Regions from separate parts of the Mus musculus genome. Here regions 2 and 3 are each linked to region 1. The links are chromatin loops, found by intact Hi-C in ENCODE. Cell type or tissue: gastrocnemius. All regions are shown on one strand. Region 1 overlaps Ppfia4 (protein tyrosine phosphatase, receptor type, f polypeptide (PTPRF), interacting protein (liprin), alpha 4). Region 2 overlaps Chit1 (chitinase 1 (chitotriosidase)). Region 3 overlaps Chit1 (chitinase 1 (chitotriosidase)).

The links. Hi-C counts contacts between places; a loop is a spot of excess contacts. Peaks named below come from ENCODE experiments on the same cell type or tissue, not always from the same donor. Only the 100,000 strongest peaks of a DNase experiment are listed, where the experiment ranks them.
Region 2: a loop joins it to region 1, with 6 times the contacts of the local background. A loop is called at or near these places in 39 of 42 quality-filtered maps.
Region 3: a loop joins it to region 1, with 5 times the contacts of the local background. A loop is called at or near these places in 13 of 42 quality-filtered maps.

Annotation. Positions count from the first base shown.
Region 1 is chr1:134,329,027-134,337,026 of GRCm38, reverse strand. It overlaps Ppfia4 (protein tyrosine phosphatase, receptor type, f polypeptide (PTPRF), interacting protein (liprin), alpha 4), which reads left to right. Exons shown (of 29, transcript NM_001374777.1): 2 at 4,099-4,737; 3 at 7,780-7,881. The coding sequence starts at 4,504. Among named protein-coding and RNA genes, the nearest start is that of Ppfia4, 12 kb to the left of the region's middle. In gastrocnemius, a CTCF peak has its summit at 4,940 (motif pointing right); DNase peaks (open chromatin) are centred at 2,017, 4,103, 4,601, 4,949 and 4 more places; H3K4me3 peaks cover 1,020 bases; H3K27ac peaks cover 2,816 bases.
Region 2 is chr1:134,147,640-134,155,639 of GRCm38, reverse strand. Chit1 (chitinase 1 (chitotriosidase)) reads right to left here. Exons shown (of 12, transcript NM_001284525.1): 9 at 7,119-7,304; 10 at 6,157-6,264; 11 at 5,035-5,161; 12 at 4,100-4,536. The coding sequence ends at 4,292. Among named protein-coding and RNA genes, the nearest start is that of Gm46158, 30 kb to the left of the region's middle. In gastrocnemius, CTCF peaks have their summits at 819 (motif pointing left) and 3,790 (motif pointing left); DNase peaks (open chromatin) are centred at 3,802 and 4,360.
Region 3 is chr1:134,115,719-134,123,718 of GRCm38, reverse strand. All of the region lies in intron 1 of Chit1 (chitinase 1 (chitotriosidase)), which reads right to left. Among named protein-coding and RNA genes, the nearest start is that of Chit1, 8.5 kb to the right of the region's middle. In gastrocnemius, CTCF peaks have their summits at 1,306 (motif pointing right) and 3,351 (motif pointing left); DNase peaks (open chromatin) are centred at 1,349 and 3,345; H3K27ac peaks cover 213 bases.

The DNA of each region.
Region 1 (8,000 bases):
GCTCAGTTTCTTTCACATGAAGTTCTGGTGTTAGAGCTTCCAAAGCTGCCTGGAGTTCTTATGTAGGGTCTACAGCTACAGATGGTGTAAAGGAAGGCCAGTGACCGTGAGAGGTCTAAGTATAGATCTGTAAAGGTCACCCTCACGGTTGGCAGGGGATCAGACAAGGTCCTATGGGTGACATGTGGGAAGAGGTGGTCGAGGTCTTGAGGGAGATGAACTGGCCATCATCCTCCATCCAGGAGCAGGAGAAGCTTTGGTCAGGTGAAGATGGTGTGCCGTCTGAGGGCACGAGCAGATGGTTGTGGGTACCACTGGACGACTGAGGATGCCTTGAGTCAGAGAAAAGTGTGGGCTGGAGTCCAGGTCAGTTGGAGGAGGGCGGAGCCAGCTGAGGGAGGGGCCAGTGAAGTGGGTGGGGCTGTGAGTGGGAAGGCGCACGCCCTCCCAGGCTTGAGGAGATGAGTGGAAGAAGGGTTCACCACAGGCCACTATGGGTGTGACACGGGGCATTCTCAGGGAAGATGAGATGCCTGAAACACACCCCTCTTGGTGTTAGGTACACCACGACTCCTGATTTTCCCTTTTACTGTGACTCTGGGAGGAGGGGGGTGGGGCTTGCTTATGTTATCCCGAGTCCTGGTTCTCATATCTGAGACATGGCAAGAAGGGTGATGTTTCCTTGTGAGGAACTTTGAGGATTAAAGGAGCACCATCCTGGCACGGGAGGAACACTTACACATCATAGTGGTGGCCATCATCTTCATCTTTCTGGGTCACCACCGCCATTTCCTCAGACCTCTCTCCCTTAGTCTGAGGTATGTAAGAGCCTCTTCTTGTTCTGCTAGCTTTAAAGAGGCTCCTACTCAATGCGCCATCTTTGCCCAGATCATGGCATGAGCTCAGTTTCCAGCAGCTTGGTTGGGGCCCTGTATCCTTTGCTGAGCTGGGCAAGTGGTGGGGCTTGCCATCTGGTAGGGCAGTAGGGAGCCAGGCCTGTGTGAATGTATAGCCAGCCAGAGAGCATCAGACTGGAGTGTCTATCCCTCCTGTTTGTTAGGGGAAAATGGGGCTGGGGGGTGGGGTGGCTTTGGGGAAGCCAGAGATGCCTCAGAGACTGTCTTTGATGTTTATAGAGCCAGAGGCCTACATTTCAGGCAGCCCTCCCTCCGTAACACACACTCACACCCACCTACTCTTGAGCCTTCTGCTGTTCACAGCCTACCCCACACCCTTCCTGGCAGAGCCCCTTGCAAATGCTGGCTCTGGGGCCTGGCACTTTCGCCTCTGAATCAGGACCTGTGAGTTTGGGAGTTGCAACTTCTGCTAAGCTGAGATGATAATTGCACTATTTAAAGCAGGCCCCCGAGCCAGGGAAGCCAGGTGTCCCCATGTGGCCGCCAATCTAAAGTTTCTTTTGCTTACCCACTCCGGTAGTGGTTGGGTTGGGTAGGAGGTCCTACGCGGACCTCCAGGGGTTTCTGCCTGCACCTTTCTCTGGCCTCATCTCCAACCAGCTCTATGTGCCATCTCACCAGAGGAAGTGGAGTTGCCACCTGGCACCTGATTTGCAGGGAGGCTGGGGAAAGGTTTTTGGCTGCAGAGCCAGCTTCTCAGTTGTCAGAGTGGCCAGGAAGACGTGGGGAGGCTGGGCTGGGCCACACGGCCAGCAGCTCACAGTTATCTCTGTCTCACCTTGCGGACTCTAGCATCGTTCTTGGAAGATGAGAGGGCGTTGCCATGTGGAGACATGGCCTAAGACAGAAGGAGCTTTTCAGACACCACTCCCGGGCTCTCCTTTACCCAAGATGAAGGCAGTTCTTTCTCTGCCATGGTAGGGGTGCTTTCTCCTTTAAGCCAGGCTCCATCTTATAGCCCAGGCTTCGTGGAGGGTACCATGCTCAGGCTCACCCAGCTAGACTCTGGTAGAATTGCACCCAAGATTTCCTAGGACCTGGCTCTAGCCTTTTTCATTTGTGCTAGACCACAGGGTCCCTAGGGGTCTGGCATTGAAGCCATCTGCAGGGGGCTGAGAATAGTCTCCCTCTTCCCACTCCCTCTCCCCTTTCCCTCCACCCCTCCCCCTGTCTAGTGACCAAGACCAGGGTCTTGCACAAGCTTTCAACAAACAGACAGACAGACACCCCCAAAACCTAAGTGGTTGTGGGGGGCTACAGAGAGAATGTGAGCGCACTGTTAATGAGTTTGGAGAGGGAAGGTGGGGCCCCGGGGCCTTTCAGTCTCTCAGCCTGGAGCACTCAGGATGAAGGGGCTCGGAAACACTGGGCAGGAGATATTTTGGAGAAATTGCTGCTGTCAGCATCCCCTAGGGCAGTTTATCAGACTGGAGTAGCCATCTATCCTGTGTTCCCAGCTGCTCTGAGGTGGGGAGGGAGCATGGGCTGTCTGACCACAACTTTCCACCGTTGTTCAGCTGGTGGGAAGGATCTCCACGAGAAACGTTCATATCTATTTCTCTGTCTGGGAGCATGTGTGTTTGCCCTAGCTCTTTCCTTGTTCCCTTGTCTGCCCTCTGTGTGTGTGTGTGTGTGTGTGTGTGTATGTGTGTATATGTGTGTGTGTTTGTGTGTGTGTGTGTTACTGGCTAGAGCCATGGCACCTCTGGGTATGGCTGTGAGTTCTGGGGTTTTCTAGCTGTTCCTCTGTCTCCTCCCTTGCTTGTCCCCCAATTTTGCCTGTTTTGTCAGCAGACTGGTTTTCTCTGTTGAGCTCGGCCCTGCCAGAAGCCCACATCTGATCTCTCACTCGTACAGGCTCTTGCCCCTCCTTGGCTGCTTGCTTCACCTGCTGAAGTGCCCTACATCTTTAGAAATGGGGTGGGTGAGGTGGGAAGGACAGCACTACTTATGGTCTCCAGAGTAGCAACCATTGTATTGGGACCTTTCTGCAGTTTTGGAGTTCTCCAGTGGATGACCTGAGGACATTCCCTGTGAGAGCCGATGAAGCCAGTGGCCTAGCCCTGGCCAGGAGGTGGAAAACTGACGGTGGTCAGAGAACTTTGCAGCTGAGAACTTCTAACTTCCATGTCCAACCTTCCTGTGCTGTGACCTCTGGGCCCCTGGCCTGTGCATGTAAATGGTCATGGTCTGACTGGTGACTTTTGGTAGCACCAGCAGTGGGTAATTACCTAGACCAAGGGAGCAGATTGCCAGCCATGAGTAAGCTGCCTCACACAAGGTCTTCCTCTGGAAGCGTCCCTTTTCATTCCCATTTCCTTTTTTTTTGAGACAGGGTTTCTCTGTCTAGCTCTGGCTGTCCTGGAACTCACTTTGTAGACCAGGCTGGCCTCGAACTCAGAAATCCTCCTGCCTCTGCCTCCCGAGTGCTGGGATTAAAGGCGTGCACCACCACGTCATTCCCATTTCCATAAGGACATGGGGAGTCTTTGTCATCCAGTCTCCAACAAAGAGGTGGAGGCTGCGGACATACACTGGTCTGCGTGCATTCTCCTCAGCAGACTTTAGAAGTGGGAAATGACAAGCCAGCCTCATCCCTGAGTTATGGGCATCCTAGCAGGTCAGGGCTCTGCCTGCCCCACTGCCCAGCCTGAGCCTTGCTAAGACCTCAGCCATGTTATGGGAGTCCAGCCTGGGCGGGGGGGGGGGGGGTGTTTCTCCCATCCACTAAGCCTTTTAACCCCTTCTGTGCCTACCTTTGCTTGAATGTGGGAGAGGAGGCTATGGGGGGGGGGAGGGGGCGAGATACCCCATTTCCTTTCCTTCCACCTTCAGGTCTCAGGAGGACTCTGGGCAGCCTGCCGGCTGCTCCCCTACCGCTGACTGAATCATTTCTATATTTGGCCAGCAAGCCACGTGGGTGGGGAACCACTGTGGCTGCACTTCTGACAGCTGCAGGAGGTGGGGGGCAGGGGCTGCAGGCACAGAGACTAGGCAGGAGGCATGTGCATTCCGTGGGCAACCTAACAAGGTGCCACCAACTCGAGAAAGCCCCGAGAAGGGCATGTGCCAACCCACCCCCCATCCTCTCCCACTCTGGTTCAGGGCCCGCCTCCTTTGCTCCTCCCCCGATGCCCTGCTCTCTTTCAACTGGTCCTCACGGCACTCTCTTCTCCCACAGACCACACCGCCCTCCAGAAACCATGGGTGTTGCTAGACCCAGCTGGGATTCTGCCAAGCTCTGGTGCTCAGTCTAAGACAAGGGCTGCCTTCCAGCCCTGTTCGCCCAGCCTGTCATGGCCACACACCGATGCCTCCCGCTTGTGTGGGGACACAGGGCACCCAGCCCCAACCCTGAAAGGTTAAGCCAGGCCTTCTGGCTCCATTCCACAGGGACACTGCAGGCCCGAGGCTCCTTTCAGAGCAAGAGCAACTGATGTCATGGGAGAAGCCCCTACCCAACTGTCCACTTGCCTGGCACTGCCTGTTCTGAGACCCACGCCCTGGGTCCTTCTGCAGGTGCCAACCCCGTGAGCTCCCTCCCACCCCCTGACCCGACGCTGAGAAGGCTCTCTCCATTCCCATCATGTGTGAGGTGATGCCCACAATCAATGAGGGGGACCCCCTGGGGCCCCCCCACGGTGCCGATGCTGAGGCCAACTTTGAGCAGCTGATGGTGAACATGCTGGATGAGCGAGAGAAGTTGCTGGAGTCCCTTCGGGAGAGTCAGGAAACTTTGGTAGCCACACAGAGCCGGCTCCAGGATGCCCTTCACGAGCGAGATCAGCTCCAGCGCCACCTGAACTCCGCCCTTCCCCAGGTAAGGTTCCAGACTCTCCCCAGCTCCTTTGACGTTATCGCCTTTGGCCCTTCAGTCTCTGCATCTCTTTGCACATCACATACTGGAGTTCACAGAGTATTTGGCCTTCATGTCCCCTCCTAAGTGCAGCTGCCCGGATTGGCTTCACCTGGAGAAGTGAACTCAGAAAGAAAATCCAGCCATGACTGCCAACAGTAGGGAGGCCATACTACCAGTAGGTGGCGCCCTAGACTGGAAAGAAACCTCCTTTCTAACTGAGTTGACAGGAAAGGGGAATCAAGGAAAGTAGAGTTAGGAGAAGCAGCAGAGATCATCCTTCGTTTCCATGAAGATAAGAGACCTCACACAGATAACCATAGGCTGAGCTAAACCTCAGGGCCAGGTGTCTTGGCGTCCTATTTCACGGTCCTCAATAACACCTCCAGCAGCTAAAACCTTTCATTTATTGTGTATATTCTGTGGGCTAGGTTTTCTTTATCCATCATCTCAGTAGATTTCCCACAATGAAACTCGTACAGTTAGGGCCATCACCCTGTTCTGTCAGCGGTGAAACGGGCGCTTAGGGGAATCAGTCAGTGGCATATTGCCCTCCAGGTGGTAAATAGCAGCAGGAGGGCTGTGTCTCCCCCACCCCCCAAGACAGTGTCTGTTCTCTGCTTTATTTCCTCTTTAACACATGGGTTCTGGAAATCTGAGTACCCACTTATACCAGTACCTTTTATACTTATACCAGTAGATATTCTGGGGATGGGGATGCGTGGTTAGAGGCTAGAGACTTGCATAGGAACCCAAGTTATCCTACAGCTTCTCCGAGAAGGTGTGGTCTGCCAGGTCACCAAGTCCAGGGAGGCTGGAGTTTGTCTGTCTATACGTAGAGTACAGAGTCTACTCGGCCAGCTTGCCTTTTCCACCTCTTCCTAGGAGAGAAATGGGTTTGCGTGCTCTGCAGGACCACCCTGAGCCAGTGGGGGAGAAGCAGCCCAGAGGAGTCAAATAATTCAAGCCTCGGCTGCAGGTCCCTTCTCCAAATCTAGGGAGAGCCAGGGCTGAGCCTGGAGTGGTGAGCTTCAGTCCAGTGGCCTAGAGTCTTGTGGTAGTTTATGTCTTAAGAATATGGACCCTGGGGCTGGTGAGATGGCTCAGTGGGTAAGAGGACTCGACTGCTCTTCTGAAGGTCCGGAGTTCAAATCCCAGCAACCACATGGTGGCTCACAACCATCCGTAACGAGATCTGACTCCCTCTTCTGGAGTGTCTGAAGTCAGCTACAGTGTACTTACATATAATAAATAAATAAATAAATAAATAAATAAATAAATAAATCTTGAAAAAAAAAAAAGAATATGGACCCTGGTGGAGAGGAGGTGTGGCCAGGTGGACCCTGGCTACCTTGTCCATCACAAGCCCTGGGTAATATATGCAAGATTACATAGCTAACTGGGGAGAGCTGAGATTTGACTTCTGGTCTTCCCAACAGTTTATAGTCAAAGCTTCATTGGGGGGAGGCAGTGACTGGCAAGGGTCGGATGCTCTTCAGGGAGGAATACTTCCTTCCATTCCAGAGTCTGGAAAGCCCCTGAGGAGGCCGAACCCTTTGGAGGTGGCCTTTGGAAGTGGAATGTGAGCTCCTCAGAGGGTGACAGAGGCTGTGTAAGGGGAGATGTCTTGCCCTGTGAAGGCGTGCTCCATAGATGGTTAATTGATGTTTGGAAACAGTAAGCCACCAAGGTGATCAAGGTCTTGGGGTACTCAGAAAAAAGCCACCAGAGAAAAGTCTGAAAACTAGTCCTTAACTTTATGGACAGGCTTGCCCGTTGGGGGATTCTCCTGGCAGCAGGCTATCACATGAGTTAGAGCTGGAGAGGGAGGGCACAGCATGCAGGGTAGGGAGACAGGGCAGCTGCCCAGCGTGGGGCCAAAGGAGAGGAGAGTGTTAGAGACCATTAGGGGTAGATAGTATTGTGAGATGTGGGCACCCCTTCAAGTCCTCTCTCTAGGGGTGTGTGTGTCCCCGTATAGGTATATGTGTGCAAGCTGGGGGTTAAAGCAGTGTCAGGCTCAGGCCTCAGCTTCCAGATAATGAAATATTGAACTCTCCTTCACTTTGGCTGTAGACCTAGATAGAAAGGGAGTAATCAGGACTAGGGTGACAAGTCCTCGTTTTCTCCCCGTCTGGCTCTCTGGTCCCTTGCCACTCCCCACAACTCCTCCATCCCCTTTGCCTGGTCTGCAGCTACAGTGCTGCCTGTGGTTATGAGTTCTTGGTATTTACAGGGGGCCACAGAGGAGGGGCGAGGCCCCAGCCTCTGCAGTCTGTGTAGACTTCATGGCCACAGGATGCAGCCACTCATCCATCTGAGAATGGTTCTGGGGACCGTGTGGTGTCATCAGGCTGGTGGGATGTGGTGGGCCTGGAACTTCAAGGAGAGCACTCTTCCCTTGTAGTTTGTTTAATAGTAGAGCGGGGCTTGGAAAGACCTCTACATGGCAGTGTGGGGGAGTTTCCCCTCGGAAGGGACAGTCGGTATATGCCATCAAGTGCTGAGCTGTAGACTTGGCTTGATTGAATAGGGTTCCCAGAAGCCAGGGCGGGCACCACAGGGCTGTGTCCTTCCACTCTCATGTAGGTGGGTCTTTCAACCTATTTGTTGTATTAGCTATCTGCAGCTTGCAAAGCCCGTGTGTGTGTGTGTGTGTGTGTGTGTGTGTGTGTGTGTGTGTGTGTGGTGATGGCACACATGAGCTTTATTGCATCCTTCTAGAGGGTGAGTGTAGTCTGGTCACTGGTGACTGGAGAGGCAGGCCTTTCAGGGCAGACTTACCCGTTTCTGTAAGCAGTCCTGTTTCTTGGAATCCTAATATGTTCTTCACCTCCAGTAGTTCCCGATAGCTGTAGGCTTCCTGCACTGCCAGGGGGCCAGGCTGGGATGTGAGGGAGGTGGGCCGATAAGAGGGTGAATAAGAGAAGCCTCCCATGGATTTGGGTATGCAGGGCACCGGTTGGAGGTGAATCCTAAGCACTGAGGGTTTCTGGGGGCTTTCAGGAATTTGCCACTTTAACTCGGGAGCTAAGCATGTGTCGGGAGCAGCTTCTGGAGCGGGAGGAAGAGATATCTGAGCTGAAAGCAGAGCGGAATAACACAAGGGTAAGTAAGGGGTGGTCTTGTGCGTGTGCGCATGCGCACCCTGCCACAGGAGCAGGCAGCAGCTTGGCTGAGCAGGTTCTGCCTCCCATCCTGGGGTTACGGGCAGACAAGGACACCTA
Region 2 (8,000 bases), 180 kb after region 1:
CCCACCAACTGCAAATGTTGTTAGACAGGCCCCATTCCTGCAACCCCACCCCCACCTCACAAGCCCCAGCCATCTGCTGGCACATGATAAATGCTCAAGAGATGCTTATAGCTTTTGGCTTTATAAATCTAATATACCCAGGCAAACTGTATAACCAGATGTTATAGAGAAAAGAGCTGTAGTTTAAAGGCAGAAGAGGGATAGGGGGCAACAGGTAGGCCTGGGACAGGCCCTGACTCCCTCACTGTCTTGTCTTGGATATGGCCCTAGAACCTGTGCCAGCATTGGAGGTCCTATAGGAGTGACAGTGAGACACTAAGGCACGCAGTGATGTATGGATAACCCAGCACAGATGCCTGAATAGATAGATGCCCAGCACACAAAGCCTCAGGTCTACCCAGGACAGAAGATAAAGGAGACAATCACATTGTGCAGGCTTTAACCCAGGAAGGCAATGTCCACTGTGGGTGAGCACAAACCTAGGCTGTGGGTCTTACCTAGAGCAGCATCTAAATCACAGCGTCGCCACACGTTGACCTGGCAACCAGAGGATGATGGGATGATACGTTAGAGGGACATGGTGAGTATTAGAGGACTTCGGTTCACTCTGTAAATATTTGTCATGTGACTAATTCATGCTTTGTGTGGTCCTCAGTCAGTCTGGTAAGAAGTGTTATTAAAAGGACAAAGGATGGGGGCTGGAGGTGGCTCAGCTGTTAAGAGCACTGGCTGCTCTTCCAGAGGACTGGAGTTCAATTCCCAGCAACCACATGATCTCTCATAAGCATCAATAATGAGATCTGGTGCCCTCTTCTGGTCTGCAGATGTAAATGCAGCTAGAGCACTAATTACATTAAATAAATAAATCTTAGGGAAAAACGGACAAATGATGTTTAATAGATAAGCTTGGGAGGGCAGTGTCCTGTCATGCAAGGGTAATTCGGTATGGGGGGGGGTGTCTCTAGGTTGCAGAAGTGGTTTCTGTACCTGAAGATAACACACACACACACACACCCATGGTGTACAATCCCCAGCAATGCATAAAATGGGAGTGGCAGTTCCCACCTGCAATGCTAGCACTTGAGAGGTTGAGGTGGGATCAGAAGTTCAAGGTTATTTCCCATTATAAGTGATCTATTGAGCTTCAAACATGTGTAATGGAAGGAGAGGACCAGTGTCCGTGTTCTGGGAGCAGAGTCCACTGTCCACTGGGAACCCAGTGATTTGATTTGCCCAGGCCCAGGTGCCTTCAGGAGAAAAACCAAGGCTGACCTTGTGAGGGTGACTAGAACTATCAAAGACAGATGTTAAAGCACAGGGTGGAGGGAGGAGCCAGAGAAAGACACAGGCAAGCCAGTGCAGCAGGGAGTGGTGCAGAGCTGGTTCATCTCTGGAGTGTGCAGAGCCTGGGTAGTGACTGAGCTAGCCTGGGCTGAGGCCGGCAAACAAAACAGTGGCCCAGGATCCCTAACCATGGCTGTTCTTACCCACAACGCCACCACTCAGGTGAAAAATGGCCTGATCAGTCTCATCTATTGGACTAAGATTCAGGGACGTAGGTATGGTTCTTGGAGACCCGTGTATGAGGCCACAGTCACGGGCACTGAACTGGGTTCCTTCATGCTAGAGGAAGGACCACAGCCAGGGCAAATCAAATGAAGTGGCATTTTAGAAGAGCGGCCAAGGTTGGGGCTCTGACCTATGAGTTCAGTCAACAAAGCAACCAGGGAAGGGCTGGCCACCCACAATGACCCAAAATCTGAGGATGAGATGGGCAGGTCCTTCTGGATTTTAGGATGCCCCAATGTGACTCCCTCCCCCCAACTGAGGGATCTTTCAAACTGCTCCGCACAATGGTCACACCCACACTGGGTTTCAATATCGAGCCATGCAGGCTTCCTACTGTAGCCCTCACCATCACCTGAAAGGATCTCATTTGTTCCTTTCAGTTTATCTGCTGAATATTGAATACTGGCCCTTGGAAAGCCCAGCCCTGAACACTTCACACTACCCTCTCTGCACCCCCACCCAACACTGCACATTGCTCCACCCTGCTATGTCCACCCGGCATATGGATTGAAATATTACAGATGCCGAGAGACCCAACTGTAATGGAAGGACACAGAGCCAGAGGGGCCCAGGGCCCACGGTGGGGGTGGAAGGATCAGGGTAAGCACAGTTGGCTTTAGGTTTGCTAAGTGCTTCAGGCTCAGCAGAATCCTGAGTGGTGGCTGCCCGGAGGCTGCATGCTGGCATCTGGATGCCTAAGGTTAACTAACGCTGACAACTGGGTACCAGGGGACCGAAACAGTGTGCGTGATAGCAGGAGGCGGGGGCTGACAAGGGGTCTCGACACAGTCGACGAGACGATCCGGACTTTATTCTTCGGGTTGGGAAGGCTGTTTGGAGTTCTTAGCAAGGGAAGTGATTGGCTCAGATCCTTCATTTCTAAAGGCTGAGCTGATTAGGTGTGCAGGGGAGACTAGAGAAGGGAGGGTCAGGGAGCAGAGAGACCAGGGAAAAGCCTTATCTGAGTGAGAGGTGACATGTGGCCCTGGCTGAGGCAGGGACTGTGGGGAGGAACAGGGGCGTGAAGACCAGGGAGAAGCCACAGAGCCTACTCTCCTATCGATAAACCCAGCACAGACAAAAGGTTTGGTATCTGGGAGGACTTTGGCCATCTGCCCACTCAGGAGAACACTTTTACTGATAGTAGACCATTTGTTTCATGATTTAACCAGCAGACGCAAGATAAAGAAAGAGGGAAGAATACGGACTCCCAGGATGACAGTGGATAGCTGCTCAGTCACCCAGACAGCAGGAGTGGCCCCATCCATCCCACAGAGAGGGAACCTCAAGCTGAAGCCATTAGTGGGCCTACAGTTATCTCTGCTGTCACACGTGTGCCATAGGAAGCTGCCCCTGCCTGGATCCTTTTCTAAACAGAGAAGGCCAGAGGACAGGCAGCGGGCACGAGTGGGCAAGTGCTAGTTTTGTCCATAGGAGAGTAGGCTCCATGGCTTCTCCCTGGTCTTCACGCCCCTGTTCCTCCCCAGACTCACAGTCCCTGCCTCAGCCCAGGCCATGTGTCACCTCTCACTTAGACACTCTTGTGATTACAACTCACCTCTCTCCCACCTAACTCATTCCCAACCCCAAACCAAGGCTTCCAGCAAGTGTGTAACAAGATAAACTTTAGGGAATGAAGGTTTTCTTTAAACTCAACAATCAAGGTGCTTCAGGGATACATATTACTTGCTTGTTCTTTTTTTTTTTGTTTGTTTGTTTTTTGTTTGTTTGTTTTGTTTTGTTTTTTTTGTTTTTTTTGGTTTTTTTTTTTTTTTTTTTGGAAACAACGTCTCACTACATAGCCCAGGCTAGCCTAGTGCTCAAGTTCCTCCTGCCTCAGCCTCAGCACTGGGGTTGTAGGCACGTGACCCCACGGCCTGTTAGATCACTCTTTAATAGATGACCCTGGGGGCACACGCTTGTCTTGGCCCATTTTAAGCCTTTGTTCTGGACTCAGAACTGGCTAGAATCTGACTTCATCTGAGATGCCTGTAAAATGCAGATAATGATCGTTCCGTGTCATCTACCTACTGGGAGTGGTGATTGAGGTGAGGCACGTGAAAGGCCCCCAACAGGGTTCATTTCAAAGTGAGCGTTTAGTTCAGGGTCTTCTTTATGGAGCGCCCAAGCCCTGACAGGCTCACGAGTGACTCTGTGGACTAATGGCTTCACTGGTGGACACAGAGCAGTAAACTGGGAAAAGCTCATCTCTGCTGCCACCTTGTGTCCATTTGGGAAATAACAGTCTAGCAGTCTAGCAGAGGTTAAGCATCTCTTTCCCCAAAGGCTCCTACAAGTGGATCTGGCCGGGCCTTGTACGCTGCCACCTGTGTTCTGGAGGACTCAGTGAGGAGACTTTCATGGGGCCAGGCACATCGGAAATGCAACTCTGGCTCTGAACTTTCCTACTGTGTGCCATCCTTTCCTCTGACCTTTGCCTACTGTGTGCAGCCCTTTCCTCTTGGTCCTCCCCATACCTCCCCCCCCCCAACAAACACTGTCCTGAGAGAGCTTCTTTAAGTCACAATGTCAGGGGTGAAAAATATGTTTATTTTTCAGATAAAGAGGAAGCCTAAAAGAGACAAAAAGGAAACCAAGAAGCTGATCAGAGGTGGGGGCATGGAAGGAACAGAGAGGCCTGCAGGCCCCAGGGAAAGCAGAGGCAGGTGGTGGGGGACCCCAAGCCTGGCCTCAGACTGGAGTTGGATGGGGTTCCAGGAACTTAGCTCCAGGTACAACATTTGCAAGAGGCTCTAAACACCAGGCCTGGAGGACAGCTCTGCTGGAACAGCCGCCCTCCTCCACAGTTGTAGTAAGTGGACTCGTCTCCAGGGTTGGGGTAGACCCCATCAGCTTTGCCTTGGCAGAAGTTATCTAGCCCTGGGCTGGGTCCCTGCTCTGGCATAGAAGATGGGCGTGGCTCAGGTATTATCTGTTCTGGGCTCCTTGGAGTCTCGGATGGAAGATCTAGAAAGACAAGGACGATTCAAGCAATGTTGGCCAACAGATTCCAAACCACAGGCGGAGCACACAACAGCAACCACTGGAGGAGGCGGCCCAGCACCCCTGCTCCCACATCCAGACCGCAGCCACAACCTGCAGCCAGGCACTGTCTGGAAGACAACCTGTGCCACACAGTAGTAGGCAGCTGGTGACCACATACCAGCTGTGACACCCAGCCATATACCAAGGAGGGGCACCTAGGGGCTGCATATGATAGGGTGAGGCTTGGCTTTCTTCTTGATAAGAGCAGAGACCTTTGGAGGGAATCCATTACTACGCCCCCGTCAGGTATTGTCAGCAGGAAACTGGAAACGGCACGAAGCACGGGGTTTCAACAGTTTCCTTAGCTACTGGTGTACGTGAACTTTGAGGAATCACAATTTTGGGTGATGGTGTTTCCTCAGAAAGGCTTATGGGGTGGGGAGTGTGCACCCCACTCTCTGAATTCAACCCTTTACTCACTTAGTTCCTGCCGTAGTGTCCGGATGAGAGGGTACGGGCCCTGGTTGCAGAAGGAACCCTTGAAGTCATCCAAGTCCAGGACCCAGACCATGGCTCCTCCCAGCCCCTTCTGTTTCAGGTAGGCAGCCTGAGGGTGTGAGCAGATGTGGGTGATTAAAATCTTGTCTACTGGTTGCTACAGGCTCAGTTACCACAGGGGATCAGGTCTCAGCTTCCCCAAAGTTCTGAAGCAAGCTTGGCCTTCACGGCTTCAGGTCCTTGTTACCCTGAGGGCCCCTGAGGGAATGCGCTGAGCTGGGCGTTCCCTCAGAGAGCACCATGACGTTTGCAGAGAGGGCTGGGAGCTGACCCCCCTCTTCTTCACGGGTCACCTTGTTCTCATGGTCCACTCGTTCCTGCTCCCTCCCGACTGCCCACAGTCTCCTCCCTGGACACCTGCCTATCTTCTGACTTTTAGGGCTTGTACAATCCTTCCTCCCTAAACAGCTTCTACTCTTTTCTAGATTCCCACAGAGCGCTGTCTGCCCCAAGAGGTCTGTTCACAGACAAGTGTTGCTCTGTTCCTTCAGGAGCTAAGCATCAACTCAGGAAGAGAGGCCAGGAAACACATTAAGGAGGCCATATTAGACAAGATGAAAGGGTCCTATAAGTAAATCAATGACACACATATGTTCCAAATGTGGCCAACAGACTGGATAAAAGTCACAGGTTCCACTATGCACATTTCTCCTTTCCATGTGTCTGTAGAGTTAGTATTTTGGTAAAATACAAATCTTGCCAAGAGGACCACTCAGTGTAGATCTCTCTCTCTCTCCTCCCTCTCTCTCTCTCTCTCTCTCTCTCTCTCTCTCTCTCTCTCTCTCTCTCTCTCTCTCTGTGTGTATGTGTTTCTCTGTACTGGGGCTTAAACCATGGGCCTTGTACGTGCCAAGCAGATGCTTTAGCCCTGAGCTACATCCCCAGCCTTCACCGAGTCTTTATCAACAGATGATAAATGTTCAGGATGCTGTCACATGAAGAGGGTGAAATGTTGGGGCATTTACAAGAACACTCATCCTTGAAGACAGATTAAGTGCTGGCGTTATTGATGGGCCGCCTCCTCCCAGCCGGGCTGGGCCTCACCTTGGCTTTGAAGCTTTCCACGTCGTCAAAGCTCACCCACTGGTTGTCCTGGAAGGCGTAAGGCACCTTCTGGTCCTCGATTCTGTGTCTTTCCTTCCAGGAGCAGGCCTGCAGGAGCAGAGATGTGTTAGGAAAGAATAACACTAGTAGGTACTGACAAACAAGCCTGCCTCCATCTTAGGCTTAAAAACCACCTTCTAGTAAACACAAAGTAGGCTCATTCCTGTTTGTGATTACATCTCTGTTTCTATGTCCCACCTGTAACTTTAACTACAAATGGTTCTGGACTGCCTGTTCCAGAAAATGGCAACCATAACTTTGTTTCAAAAATGTTGTTATGACCACCCATTGTTGTGACCACCTTGGTATGACCACCTTGCAGTTACGCCTTTGTTTCAGGAGGTCATCATGACTGGCTTATAGCGCTTATGTTCTGCTTCTGGGACCCCACCTGTTTGCCTGCCAAATCTCCCACTTGGAAACTCCCTATGCCTAAACTATACAAACCCTTATCTTCCCCATGCCCACTTCTGACTTCCTGAACCCTTCCTTAGGAGGAAGCCGCCTGTGTATACAAATAAAACAACCCCCCCCAAAAAAACCTTGTTTTAATTAATTGTTTGCTTTAATTAATTTGGCTTGGATGGTTTGGGTCAGTGGTCTTTCTGGAATCTTTGGGATTAACAGTTCCTGTCCCCTCATGCCAAGAGGAGACTGGAGATTAGAAAATTCCTATCTGAGGAAGCCTAGAGAACATAGTAGATCTGTGGAGTCACCTAGGGCTGCAGATTTAAACTTTAGGCTTCCGAGCTTAAAGATATACACAAGGGGTCCAGGGCGGGATAGAGTTCCCTTGGCCGAAATTCTCCATGCAAGCCACCTTTCCTCAGAAACTACAGGAGAAGCCCTCTTACCGATCAGGAGTCCTCTAGCATATTCAGGGTAGCTAAAAGTCGTCTTACCTCATAGTAAGCCAGGACCCCTTTGTCCTTCGTATAGGGGCCTGGGGCACCAGGCCCTGTGGCTGGGGCCCCAACTCCATTGTCTGACGAGGAGGCCAAGGTGAAAGAGCGTCCATAGGTAGGCATGCCAAGGATCAGTTTGCTGGCTGGGGTCCCCTTCTGCAGCCAGAGCGTCACAGCAGCATCCTGGTAGAGAAGGGGGCCTGCTTATCTGTCTTTACCTTGGTTTTGGTTGCCTAAGAACGGGGTTCTAGAGGGATCAACGGGACCTGGATCTCCCCAAGGCTTTTCATAGGCATCCCGTTTATATCCATCTTCTTTCATTCCCACTTTAGACTCCTACATCCTATGAGGGAAGCTGCGAGGTTCAATAGCCAGATTTGGGGATTTGGAACCAGTCAACCATGTACCCAACAAGTAGTCACCGACAGTCCCCTGTGCACCAGGCTCTTTCCCAGAGGCCTGGAATACATCACTGTAGAAAGAAGACCGAGATCCCTGCCTCACTTGGCAATGTAAGGGCATACATGAGCCTAGCAGAAGTGATACAGCAAGCTGTGAGCATGTTCTCTGTTAACTAGTATGGTGAGAAGTTTCGCCAGGGAACAAGGTCAGGGGCTTGGGTTGGCATCCCTGGTGTCTACCCACAATCGTGTGATAACAGATGTGTAATTCTAGGCCTGTGGCTGGAAGAGACATTGGATCTAGTGATGCTGAGTAACTATTGAAAAATGAAAATTTGTCCTTCGGGCCTATACTGTGGCTCAGTGTCCTCATGGTGAGTCTGGGCCTCTTCGGTAAAGACAGTTTTCATTGCATTGATTTCTTTTTGTTAGTCTGAATAGATTACCCATGATCAAACCCCAAATTTCTGAGAGAAAA
Region 3 (8,000 bases), 210 kb after region 1:
TCCTTTTAATAATTTCAAGATTTTATATTTCTTTGTTCTGATTTACTCTCCTATACAGTAACAGGGCATTTTGTTTGTTTTGTTTTATTGTTGAGGATTTACCCCAGCCTCACACAACTGCTAGGCAAGCGCTGTCACTTAGCGACACTCGAGGCTTCCTTTACCCCTTTAGCAATGCTTCAAGCCATGACTCTATGAATTCACATCTTTGACTTTTAGAGATTTCTCAATCATCCTTTCCTCAGATACTCTTTTTTTGAGACAGTATCTTACTCTGTATCCCATGATGAGTTTGAACTCCTAGCAATCTCTTTGCCTATGAGCCACCACACCTCGCTATTCCTACATTTTGGCCTTCATACTCCTTTTTCTCTTCCCTTAGTCTCTAATTAATTATATGTTAAAACGTCTCAATTCTCACGTATGCTTCTTGTTCCCTATTTATTCTTCTTCAGGTTTTTATTGTCTGTGATTAACTCTGAGCATTTTTTCTTGCTCTATCTTCCAACTGACTAATTTTCTCAGCGACCTCATCTAATCTGCTAAATTTTTTCTCTGAGTTCTTAAACTTGATTCTTCTCTCCCTTTTCAGTCTCACAATTCATTTGAGTCTTTTTCAAGTTGGCTTTTTTTTTTTCCTTACATAGTTTCCGGTTTTCTGGAAAATTTCTCCCCTGACTTCTGTTTTGAATACTGTAAGTGCAGATGTGTTTTCTATAATTCCTGTGTCTTAAGTCTGTTTGATTCTGTTTTTGTGGTCTCTGTTGATTTACATTCCTCTTGTGCTTCTGTTTATGTTGCCAAGTTCAACTTTGTATCATTTTTGTCTTTTTCTTTCTTTGCTGAAGTAAACTTACCTGTAGTAAAATGTAGCCATCTCTTCCCCCTCCACCTGCCTACTGGGAATGGAACCCAGAAGTCTTGTGCATTCCAGGCAAGCATTCTGTATCTAGTCACACCCCGGCTCTTAAAGTGCTCATCTCTCTGTTTTTGTTGGTGTTTGAGACAGGGTCTCACTATGTAGCTCTGCCTGTCCTGGAAGCCACAGTGTAGAGAAGGCTGGCCTGAAGCTCACAGAGATCCACCTGCTTGTGCCTTTCAAGTGCTGGGATTAAAGCTATGTTCCTAGCTTTGACGTGTTCATCTTAAGTGTACAATTAATTGAATTTAAATAAATGTATACTTTGAGATAGCCCACATTCCTAACAAATCATAGCACCCCCCCCCCCGCTTTTTTAAAGAAATGTATCGTATTTTTATGTTTTTGTGTCTGTCTGCATGCAAGCCTGAAGTACCCACAGAGGCCAGAAGAGGGCATCAGATCCTTAGAGCTGAACCCTGGAGCTTACCAACCGACCACGGCTGACCAACAAGCCCCAGAGGTCCTCCTGTCTCTGCCCCGCCATCACTGGGGTTCGAGATCGTGCTACTGTGCCCGGGGATTTGAACTCAGGTCCTCAGGCATGCACAACAGGCACTTTGTCAATGGAACTTCTCAGCCACTCCTGGCATCTTCCTAGGAAGTTAGCCTTTTAGCTCCTACAAGCAAGTGAGAACATATGCATTTGTCTTTATGTGTCTGGGTTATTTCCCGTAATGCAGTAACCTTCAGCTCTACCCATACAGCTGAAAATGATGTTTTAACTCTTTTCTGGCTGAGAAACATTTTGTTGTGTGGAACTCTCTCTTGAAACACCAGGACTCTATTCCCACCAAACACAATCCCCTGCCAGACTTCCCCCAGCTTTTTCATTGGATGCTTTTATGTGATTTATTTATTTATTTATTTATTTATTTTGGTTTTTCGAGACAGGGTTTCTCTGTGTAGTCCTGGCTGTCCTGGAACTCACTCTGTAGACCAGGCTGGCCTCGAACTTTATTTATTTATTATGTCTTTTATTTTTGAGGTTAAAATATAATTACATCATTTCCCCCCATTCCCTGTCCTCCTTCCAACTCCCACAATGTACCCAGCCCTTGTTCTTTCTCAAATCCATGGTCTCTCGCGACTAACTTAGATACTTAAGACAGTTAATATTGTCCAGGTACACCGGAGAGGGGTTATCTAGATCAGGTTAGTAAAGCAGGAAGAGCCTGGGTCCTGACTACATACAAAGGAGAGGGAGGGCCGGGGCCACACGTTCATTTCTCTGCGTTCCGACTACAGACAGGATGTGGTCATCTGCCTGAAACCCCCGCCACTATGATGTACAATGAGCTGCACCTCCAAACCTCAAGCCAGAATAAACCCTTTCTCCTGTAAGTTGCTGTTGTTGGGGTATTTTAACCTAGCAATGGGGAAAGCAGCTAAGACATAATTGGATTTTTTTTCCAAGACAGGGTTTCTCTGTGTAGCCTCGGCTGTCCTGGAATTCACTCTGTAGACCAGGCTGGCCTCTCGAATTCAGAAATCTGCCTGCCTCTGCCTCCTGAGTGCTGGGATTAAAGGCGTGCGCCACCATGCCCGGCTAAGACATAATTGGAATTGGAGTGTTTGTCACTGTCTGGTTGATGTCACAGTGTTCTCCAGATTCCTGTCGTAGCATGTGACAAGATTGCTTTCCTCTTTGAGGATCATAAAACCTCCCTTCCATGTAGATGTCACATCTTTCTTACTCATTTTCCTGCTGCTTCTCTGGCGTGGCCATCATGAAGGTGATGTGACAAGGTGAACGGGCGAGTGTCCTTTGACATCTGCCTTCAAGCCTTTGTGCTGTCACCAGAAGTGTGATCACCGGATCACAGGATGATCTTGTTGAGAAATTTCTGTATCTTTCGTGTAATTAAACTATTTTGCCTCTATATAGACACTGCGTAAGGTTTCGACTTTCCCATGTCCTCGTTATTTTCTGTTCTCTTAAAAATAATTTTCTGAGCACTTCACCACATCCAGCCACGTCTTTAACAGCAGCTGGCATTGCACGCGGCTTTGATTTGCATTTCTCTGTTAATCGGTGATAATGCTCATCTCTTTCACATCCACAAACAGCTACTCAGATCCTTTGGTGAAGGGACAGGGGGTGGGGGAGAGGACAGGGAAATCAATCAGAACGACAATTCGTGACCACCTCATTTGAGCAACAACAGTAGCTATTAACAAGAAGACATAAAATAGCACTTGGTGCAGGAAACCCTGCATCTTATTGGTGCAATGTAAGATGCTCCACCCAACCCATCTGCCAAAATGTTGAGATTTCTCAAGCCCTTTGCGGGAGTATGACCTCTTCAGGCTCGGGAGTCTAATTTAACTAAACATTGGCAGATTTCTGCTTAGGAATTACCTAGCTCAGTAATACTGCAGCAGCGCTGGTGCTGGAGTAAACTGATGCTGGAGCGCCACCTAGTGTGCGTCTCTGGTATTCCACACTGAGGCTTGGGGTCTCTCAGCCATCAGGTCCAGATGCTACTGAAGTCCTTTGGCAGTACTCCTCTGTTTCAGAATGTTGGTTATTTGTTCTCTCATCCCTCAGCCTGGAGGAAGTGGGAGTTTGGAATTTCCTCCCAACTGCTCTGCACATGGTGGAAGATGAGTATGATTCAAATGGAGAAAATTACAGAAATTTCTACCAGATTTCAATATGGCCGGCTTCACAATGACCCAGGGAACAAAAAGCTCCCAATTGATTTCTAGATTTTTCTAGGGCCAGTTGGTCTCTGAATTATTAAATTTATGTCTCCATAAGGGAGGGGGAAGATCCAAGACTTGCTCTCCCACTATTTATGGACACCATTTCCCACTCTCGGGTGAGTCTTCTGATAAGCAACAGCCTTTGCGATCAGTGAAGACGTGTTTAGTTTTAATAAACATTTATAGAAGAGCCTTTCACTAAGTTCCATTAGTTAATTAAAGGTAAACTTTATCCTTTATGGTTTGTGTAATGCTGAGAATTAAAATGGCCCCCACAGGCTCATATATCTGAATAATTGATCTTCAGTTGGTGGAACTGTTTGGGAAGGATTTGGGAGGTGTGTTTCTGGGGGACAGGCTTTGAAGTTTCAAAAGAGCCAATGTGTTTCTCTGCCTGGAGCTTATGTCTCAATATGTGAACACTTGGTCACTGGTCCAGCACCATGCCTGCCTGCCTGCTACCTGCTGCCTGCTGCCTGCTGCCTGCTGCCTGCTGCCTACCTGCTGCCTGCCTGCCTGCCTGCCTACTGTCTCCCTGCCTGCTGCCTACCTGCTGCCTGCCTGCCTACTGTCTCCCTGTCTGCTGCCTACCTGCTGCCTGCCTGCCTGCCTACTGTCTGCCTGCTGCCTACCTGCTGCCTGCCTGCCTGCCTGCCTGCCTGCCTGCCTGCTGCCTGCTGCCTGCTGCCTGCTGCCTACCTGCTGCCTGCCTGCCTGCCTACCTGCTGCCTGCCTGCCTGCCTACTGTCTCCCTGCCTGCTGCCTGCCTGCCTGCCTGCCTGCTTCCATGCTCCCCACCAGGATGGTAATGCAATCCAGCCCTCAAAAAATGGAAAGCCCTAAATAAACTCTTTCTTCTATAAGTTGTCTTAGTCATGGTGTCTTTTCACAGTGTTAGAACAGTAACTAAGACAGTTTGTGTTTCCTGTCCTGTCTAGAAAAATGCTTAATCACACGAACATGGATCTGTCTCAGAATTCTCTGATTGTCCTCTATCTATCTATCTGTCTGTCTGTCTATCTATCTATCTATCTATCTATCTATCTATCTATCTATCTATCTATCTATCTATTTATTTTTGGCAGAGTCTCACTAAGCTCTTCCCTGCCCCACCGCCCTTTGTTGGCAGAGTCTCACTAAGCTGCCCAGACAGGCCTTGGATTAGATCTTCCTTCTTCAGCTCCTGAGTACCTGGGTCACAGGCTCGCCCCCCCCCCCCAGGCTTGGCCACGTGCTGTCATGATTTATGTAAATTTACAGAGAAATTTGAAGCGAGGTCGTGTGAATCTTCTAACTCTGCTCTATTGCCTTCAACATTTCAAGGTATTTCTGGCTGTTCTGATACCCTTCGCATTTCCATACGAAGTTTTGAGGGTGGTCAGCTCTGTGAAGTACTGAGATTTTGTTTGGGCTTTGCAGTAATTATCCACATCATTCCGTGGAAAGTTGGTGTCTAGAGTTCTCCAGTCAATAGATACGGCATATAACCTCCATTTCCTTAAGTCCTTTCAAGAAAGGTTTATAATCTCTGAGAGTTAAGAGGTCACACACATTTTGTTTTCTTTACCACTAATCCATGGTTTTCTTTTATAAGTGGCAATTAAGGTTTCATTTTTCTGGTGTTTCTGTCAGCATAAAGAGTGACCACACAGCAGGAATTGGCAGGGCATGCTCATCTATCCTCTGCAAGGCCCTGAGCAAAGCATGGCTACGTGAATAAAACAGAAGTACCGCCATTTCTATGGGCTGTGCCTGCATCTTGAGACCTTTTTTAATTCACTTATTGACTGAAGCAGTTCTTCCAGAAGACTCTCGGATTTTCTACCTATGCAATCATGACATCTTCAGATAAATAGCTGACCTTTTATTTCTCAATCTAAATAACTTTCATTTCTTTTCCTTCCTATTATATCATCGACCACAAACTACATGCAATATTGAATGACGGTCATAGTGACCATTCTCACCCAAGTGGGGTGTATGTGTGTGTGTGCATACGTGTGTATCTATGTGTGTGTCTTTATATTAGCATGTCTGTGAGTATATATCTGTATGTGTGTGTATCTGAGTTTGTGTGTCTGTGTTAGTGTGTCTACATGTGTGTATCTGTGTGTTAGTGTGACAGTATGTTTCTGTGTGTCCATGTGTATCTACATGTGTGTTTGTATTAGTATGTGTGTGAGTGTGCTGTGTGTGCCTGTGTTAGTGTGTCTATGTATGTCTGCATGCCCATGTGTGTTCATTAAAAACATTTTGGGCTGAAACAGTTCTTTTGTTGTTGGTGAGCTAAAAGCTATATGTGAATGTTAAATTTCACATTTCTAGTTATAAATGGATGTTAAATTCTGTCACTATATAATTTTTCATTTCTATATTTCTGTTAATGTGGTGACGTACGTTTCTAGAAATTTTGAGCTAACCTTGCATTCCTTAGAGTAAACCTCCCCGGGGAATGAGTTACTTTCCTTTCATTGAATTTAGTTTGACACTATTGGTTTGAAAATGTTGGGTCTGTAGTTACAAGGGGGGTTGATTTCCTCTTTTCTTTTGATAGTATTTGTCCTTTCCTTATTTATTTATTTAGGCTGGACTTGAAATCACTATGTAGCTCAGGCTGGCTTCAAACTCAGAGCAACCTTTCTGAGTGCTACCATCTTAGAAACGGGCCAGCACCCAAGACTGTGCCTGCATATAGAAACACAGCAGCAACTCTGACTGTGGTGCTAGGATTGGACCGGCTCACGAGTTAAGGTGGGGTGTGCTGGCCCTGGCGTGGTGCCACCTTCCTTTCATTTCAGAACTCTGGAGTCAGAGCCTGACAGATCTCTGTGAGTTCCAGGCTAGCCAGGGCTTTGTAGTGGCATGCTGTCTCCAAAAAGAGAAGGAGGTGGTGTAGGGTTGGAAGTGTGTCCTAAAGAGTTTATGAAATGTTGACTTTTTAAACTTCTTTTTCAAATGTTTGATCTAGTTCACGGCTGAAGACTCGTGTTTTTTGTGGTGAGTTGTTGGTGTTTTTCATTTGTTTTATTTTGTTTTGTTTTCCCTCTGTGGTAAGGTTTTTTAATTAAATGTTTAATTTATTTTTAAAATGTTCAGGTATTCAGGGTGGAGACATGGCTCAGTTGGTGCTTGTCTAGCATGCATGAAACCCTGCATTTGATCCCTTACACCATATAAAACAGCTGTGGTGGGTCACATCTGTAATCCCTCCCAGGAAGATCAAGAGTTCAAGGTCAGATTCAGCCTTGGCTTTTAGCACAAAGTGATTTGCACTTAGCCTGGGATACCTGAGACCCCACCACAAAATAAAAACGAATCGATTCTCACTTTTCCTGTTCCAGTATATTGCTCTCAAGGCCATTTTAAGTTTTATCTGAGACAGTTGAAACTTAAGACATGAAATACATTCCTCTGGAAGGGCATATCCCTTTGGTCTCCATCAGGGTGCTGGGGTGCTGGACTGAGTCAGTCTTCATCAGGGTAGTGGTTGCTGGACTGAGTCTGTCTCCTTCAGGAGTCTGGGTGCTGGACTGAGTCTGTCTCTGTCAGGGTGTTGGAGTGCTGGACTGAGTCTGTCTCTGTCAGGGTGCTGGGTACTGGTCTGAGTCTGCCTCCTTCAGGGTGCTGGGTGCTGGACTGAGTCTGTCTCCTTCTGGATGCTGGTCTGAGTCTGTCTCCTTCTAGGTACTGGCTGCTGAACTGAGTCCTTTCCAGGCCAAACTGAATTGAGTCTGGACTCCTTAGTTCCATCCTGCTCATCACTCAGTTCAAATCCGTTTGAGGGTCGGACAGGAACCTTTCCTTCAGCAGGTACCAGTAGAGTCTAGTCAGTCTCCTCTATGCTTTGAGTTTCAGATGGGTTAGGGTGAGAGTGTCCATCACTTTACTTCAAAGACCAGCTGCTAGATTTTGGATCTTTGAGGAGGGTTCCTTACTCTGCAGTGTTCAGACCCCAACCTTCAGGGGCTCTCTCCACCCAGGCTCCTTCTCCTGCTGTGAGCAGTTGACTGAGTTCTCATTCTTGCTCCCCAGCCATAGCCCTGCAGTCTGTTCCCGAGGTTCTTGACTCCCCTGACCTCTAACCTTTGCCCCTTAGCCTTCACGCTGCAGGGCATCCCAGGGAGAGCTTCAGTGAGCTTGTGAAGACTCCCTGTGTCTCTGGCTCCCTGAGATTCTGCTCCAGCCCCCACAGGCTTCCCGTTCTCCCCGTAATAATGGTGCCCCACTTTCTCTCAGGGCAAGCTGCTGCAGGGCCCGCAAGGCTGCGTGTCACTTCCCGGAAGATTATTTTGCATTTGTTTGTTTTGGTCTCCCTGAATCCTTTCCTTCTCCTCCCTGAAGGGATTTTTCAAAACTACATTTTAAAAAGGCG